Regions from separate parts of the Mus musculus genome. Here region 2 is linked to region 1. The links are chromatin loops, found by intact Hi-C in ENCODE. Cell type or tissue: gastrocnemius. All regions are shown on one strand. Each heading gives the region's core, and the rest is flanking DNA. Links, peaks and the distances in the headings are about the cores only.

The links. A loop is a pair of places that touch in the nucleus more often than their neighbours do. Peaks named below come from ENCODE experiments on the same cell type or tissue, not always from the same donor. Only the 100,000 strongest peaks of a DNase experiment are listed, where the experiment ranks them.
Region 2: it touches region 1 in a loop (2.3-fold over the local background); 1 of 42 quality-filtered maps calls a loop at or near these places.

What each region holds. Positions count from the first base shown.
Region 1 is chr16:87,577,545-87,580,450 of GRCm38, reverse strand. All of the region lies in intron 3 of Map3k7cl (Map3k7 C-terminal like), which reads right to left. Among named protein-coding and RNA genes, the nearest start is that of Map3k7cl, 26 kb to the right of the region's middle. In gastrocnemius, for the core only: a CTCF peak has its summit at 1,368 (motif pointing right); DNase peaks (open chromatin) are centred at 733 and 1,357.
Region 2 is chr16:87,697,560-87,700,465 of GRCm38, reverse strand. It overlaps Bach1 (BTB and CNC homology 1, basic leucine zipper transcription factor 1), which reads right to left and starts at 1,512. Exons shown (of 5, transcript NM_007520.2): 1 at 1,410-1,512. In gastrocnemius, for the core only: no CTCF peak of the experiment used is centred there; DNase peaks (open chromatin) are centred at 263, 523, 800 and 1,575; H3K4me3 peaks cover 2,289 bases; H3K27ac peaks cover 2,118 bases.

The sequences.
Region 1 (2,906 bases), core at 282-2,781:
ATTGCTTGGAATCGAAGTTAATTGTCTTTTAATGGGTTTTTAAATCACTCCCTAATTATTTATGGGGGAAAACCCATGTAAAATCTGATAACCATGAAAGTTTGCTGCTGAACAAGTTATTTGGTCTTATCTGACATTATAATCGCCGTAGGTAAACAGTGTGTCTAACTAGGTACCATCTTCACTAATTTATATTAGTAAAGTATGAACTAAAGGATTTCTTACTATTTCTTTCCATATTCTTCAAACACACAGATTTCTTTGGGTGGGCATTTTATTTGCTCAGCCAATAACAGAAATAAAGTTTATCCTCTGGCCGATAGCTAAGACGACCCTGCTCACTCAAAGGAAGTAAAATTCTAAATAGATGTACACCTAACTGACATGTCACACTGAGGTTTGTTAACATGCACAATTAATGCATATTACCAAGTTCCACAATATTTTCAAATTCTCATTAGGACAAATTTTACATTCGTGTGAATCCTCATTGTTTGCTTAATTTATGTAGAATCTAACAATGATCACTTTGCGGGGCATCTTTCTCGGGATCCCTGTGGGCACATTTACAACATCAACCCAGCTGGCTGCAACTATGATCCTTTGCAATACAGAAAAATATGGGAAACTAGGGCACAGTAGTGTGACAATATAGTTCACCCTGGGAGCCAAAGCCTTTGCCAAAGGAATCCGGAACTCCTGGCTCCTCCAGGCTGTGTCCCAGAAATCGCAACCCACTCGCCAATTTTCACCTGTTACGCTGGCACGTTACCAAGCTTAACAGTCAGTGGAATGAAGGCAACATAGCTCGCGTCCCCAGAGCCAAGCTCTTAAATCATCGGTGCCCTGTCAAAGGTTTTGCCTACTGGCAGCCATAAGATTACACATGTCATGCGGTCCTCATAAACAGAGCATAAGCCACACTCGGTTCAAGCAGAATTCAGCCCATCGCTTGCCGCCTGCAAAGTACCTGGACCGTGAATTCAGCGGCTGCTTAATGTCATAGTCAAAGGAATCAGTCCTGCATGAAGGCTTTGCAACCATGGAAGAATAAAGGTGCTAGCAGCTGGTCAAGGTGGGAGCATCCTTTCAGCTGTGGTTTAAAAGGAAACCAGAATCCCAAGCACACTTCCTCCCTCCTCCCTCCTCCCTCCTCCCTCCTCCCTCCTCCCTCCTCCCTCCTCCCTCCTCCCTCCTCCCTCCTCCCTCAACCCTCCTCCCTCCTCTGCCCCTTGCAACTCTTTGCAATAAGTGGGATTTCCCCCATGACTTTGCTTTTGTGTTTTGTAATTTTATGGATATGGGTGTTTCATTTCCGTTGTGTATTTACGCACCACATGCATGCAGTGCCCCGCAGAAGCCAGAAGGTGGCAGACCTCCTAGAACCAGAATTATTGCCTGTTCCACACTGCCGCGTGGATGGTAGGAATGCAGTCCACATCTTCTAGAAGAGCAGCGGTTGTTCTTAAGTGGTGAGCCATCATTCTGTTTTCATCTGTACCTTAGCACGCTACCACTGAGTGACATCTCTAGGTCTTTTGCAGTTTTAGTTTGGGACAGGATCTTGCACGAACTCTCACTGAATTCACTGTATAGTCCAGGTGATCCTCAAACCTGTCTCCTCAAGTGTCAGCCCCTCCACCGAGTTCCCCCAGTGGCCGGAATTACAGATGTACACCAGTGTATCTGGCTATCTGGCATGTCTTAATTGAAGAAGCTTCAATAAATAAAGCACTGTGTTTTAGAAGAGAAAGAAAACCTCTGGGTGGTGGGGAGGTCCAGGAGAGTTGAATATAATCAGGGGACATTATGTACACAGATGGAAATGCCAAAATTAATCCTATTTGGTTTATCATTAATACCACCTTTCAAAACCATTTGGCAGGATACTTTTTACCTAAGCAATGTGGTTCTGCTACTAAGGGTATGTGATTAGTTAAATAACTGAACTGTGCCCTTGGAAGTGTCTGAGATGGCAGGCCTTATTTATTGTAAGCCACAGTACGTGGTGATGCAAAGGTGTTTTTTTTGTTTTTTTGTTTTTTTGTTTTTTCTGCTTCCCTTGCCCATCTGGGATGCTTTCTTTCCGGGGGTCTGCTGGCTGAGGCTCACTTCATTTTACTCCGCGTTTGCCTTCCCCGACCCTTTTGCCAGGGAACTTCAAAATCCTCACCACTTTAAAATGTCAAGCCATTCACTGCTAACCACAAATGTTGCGGGGGCACATCAACACGTTTGCTGGCCAGCAGCATCAATTGCCATTCGAAGACAGCGGACATTTACCCCAGCCCAGAACATTCATTGAAGAATTAATTTATTTCCATTGCATGGGGTTTGCATCCCCGAAGAAATTCCAGTCAATCAAAGTATTAAAACATTTAGGTTTTATAATGAATGAATGAATGAATGAATGAATGAATGAATGCAACAGAGGATAATGATGCACTACTCTGTGCTGCATCCTAATACACGTTGCCACGTTTTTAAAACAGGTTCTCGTGTTATGAAGTTGGCCCTGGTGTTGCTGTGTAGATGAGGATGGTCCTGAATTTCTGATCTTCCTGCCTCTATCTCTGTATGCCACCATTCCTGGTGTATACAGAACTTACACCAGCAGAGCTCCAACCCCAGCCCTCTATGGCCATAGGATAGGTGTGTACTGCTCTTAGTCTCTCTCTCTCTCTCCTCTCTCTCCTCTCTCTCCTCTCTCTCCTCTCCTCTCCTCTCCTCTCCTCTCCTCTCTCCTCTCTCTCCTCTCTCTCCTCTCCTCTCCTCTCCTCTCTCTCCTCTCTCTCCTCTCTCTCCTCTCTCTCCTCTCTTTCCTCTCCTCTCCTCTCCTCTCTCTCCTCTCTCTCCTCTCTCTCCTCTCTCTCCTCTCTCTCCTCTCTCTCCTCTCTCTCTTTCCT
Region 2 (2,906 bases), core at 173-2,672, 120 kb before region 1:
AATACTAAAGGCAAAGCGAGGACAGCAAGGGAAAGAAATGATATAATACTGCTGACTGCCTTACTTCTATCTGAAATCTCAAAGATCCAGCTTCCTCCAGCACAAATTGAGTCTCCCGCAGTAGGCCACGAGGCTGCTGTTTAAACACCACCTCGGTGTTCCTTGGCCACGTCTTAAGCACGCTCTACCACGTCAGCCACTGATTACCTGGATCAAAACACACAGCCCGCAGCTGGACCCCCTCCGGCCTCCTGAAGCCACCCCTCGTGTGTGCAGCTCAGCCTTTTATAGTGGAGGCATGTGATGCGCGTATCTGCACCAGCTGTTCCTAATTACCTCTCAGTCTGGGGTGAATGACTCAGCAACACAAACTCTTTTAAAGAGTCACCCTACCTTGTTATCCAACCAACGTAGCGAACAAAGGGAAGCCACTTGACAGATCCGACGGTTAAACAACAAGAGGCGATCACTCCTCCAAAGCTACCCAACTCCAAGATGACTCACCAGGAGCCTTTTTTCCTCTAGACTCCCTTACGATGTCCAAAGCCAGAAGTGGCAAGCGCCTTCAAGCCCAGCCCAGAGCTTGCACCACTACCACAAGAGCAGGAAGAATAGGCCAACCCATACCTCTTCCCATTTCTCTGAATATTTGTAGAGCTCAAAAGCTCGGCCACGAACAAAAATCTACAGTGGTCATCCTTTAATCTTTCTGAACTGCCTTTCCTGCAAACCCAGTGAGCTGAGAGGAGTGCTCAATGCCTAAACAAAGACCCAGCAGGGGCATCGTCCTCCAAGGCTAGCAGTCACAACTCTACAATTCTCCAAAAGGAAAAAGAACAGCATCCTGAAAAAAAAAAAAAAAGTCTTTGTTCTTCCAAGCCTGTCTGGGGAGCAGGATTTTCCCACACGCGTTCTTTCAGAATTACTACTACGTCTGCCTTGACTCAGCGCACGCTGAACATAGAGAGCTCACTACATAAAAGCCATCGGCGCAATTCCACTAAATGACACCAAAGTCCCGGAGAAGATCGAAAACGCGCTGGCCCTGGCCCTACCGGACACGAACACAAAAGCTGGTGTCGTTAACATCGAGACCCACTCTGCCTATGCTGTGCGAGTCCACATTACAAACGTGCGCCAAGCAACAACAAAGGGAAGCGCGGAGCGCCCGGTAGTCCCGGAACCCCGGCCCGCTCGGCCTTGCCCCCGCAGCAGGCGGAGCGGGACGCGGCCCGCGGCGGAGCGCGGTGCAGGGCGGCGCCGGCACGGCCGGCCCAGAGAGTCCGCGCAGCGCGTAAACAGCGCGCAGCCCGCCGCCCCTTCTAGGCCCGCGCGGCCGCCCGCCACCAGCCCCGGTGACCCCCGGAAAGGACGGAAGGACGGCACCGCGCACCGCCCGAGCCACTTACCGGAGCCGAGACGCGGCGCGGCCCGACTGCAGGCGGCAAGCGGCGGTCAGGTGACTCACTCCCTCTGCGCGGACAGCCGCCCGTCTCCTCCCCTGCGCTCCGTTCCTCTCCGCCACCACCGCCAGCGCCTCGGGGCGCTAAAGCCCCGCCCCCGGTTCCGCCCCCGGGCCCCGCCCCGTAGCTGAAGCCCTGCCGAGCTCCAGGCCACGCCCTGCCTGGAGCCACGCCCCGTTCCAGGCCACGCCCTCCGCTAGTAAGAGCCTCTCTATTTCGCCTCCTGCGAGCTCCGTGTAACGTTGTGGATTGTATTGCTGAGCGCCAGGCCTCCAACCGCGTCGCCCTATCTCTGCCTTTGGTGGCAAGGTTACACGTCACGGAAGACCACCTCTTCCTCACCTGCTGAAGGCAGGGAAAAAAAAAGGCTGACGCCTCCACGCCCCCAGGGTTTTTGTTCACACAGCCCCTCTCCCCCCTCCCCCCCCCCCACACACAGATTAGATAAGGTCTTCTGCCCCACGCCCCCAAACCTCGGAAGCTCAGTTCGGCCAAGCTCCTGGGCTGCTTTCCTGTAGGAGCACAAAAACCAGGTGTTTGAACTTGCTGAAAAGGGTGTATGTCAACATCTGTCTGAAGCTCCGCAGGACTTTTAGGAGCAGATTCTGAGAGGGGGAGGCTGCTGCCCCTCTGAATGATCACTAGCTTCCCTTCTAGTTGTTTGTGTCCTTGAGGCCCTTCCTCGAAAACCGCAAGGCAGGTAACCTGGAGTGTGCTTTGCTCATTATAACCCATTAATATGCATGCTTCCCCGATCAAATCCCTTTACTCCTTGTGCTCAGCCAATACTGCTTTGAGAGTTATTCTTGCGCCCTTCATACTTGCCTGAATATAAGCTGCACTCTTATCTGCCTAGCCACGACGGACTGCATTCACCAATGGGCAAGCACGCTGTACTGGGCTTCATATCCGGAATATTGTACTGTCTGGCAGCCTCCTGTTGTCCCTCTACGCTGCACTACCAGGAAACATGGACGCATCCGTGTCTGGTCATGTCAGACGTCTTCCCTCAAGTCCTGGTCATGCTTTCATCCTCTGCTACTTATTGGGGTGTTAATCCAATTGTTCGTTTCTATTTTTTATTATGTTCGCTGTTGTTCAAGGCAGTGTCTTTACGCAAAGCTGCATGCACTCGTGGCAGGGCTTATCAGTCTGGAGAAAGAGAGGACTGGGCTGGCCAACCTGATTAAAAATGAGGAAGGAATTACCACCCCTGAGGCCAGTAGCCCTGGGAGGACTTGTAGGAAGAAATAATGTTGCTGGCTTTGAGTTCCAGAGGAAAGATGTAGAAAAATGGGAAGCCCCAAAATGTATGTGCTCCTTAAACACACACAGACAGTGCAAGGGCTCCAGGAGAGGGTTGTCTCCAAATAGTGATAACATTGACATGACTGCATCTGTACAGTGCGTAAGCTCTTGTGACTTAAGGACATTCAGTTACCT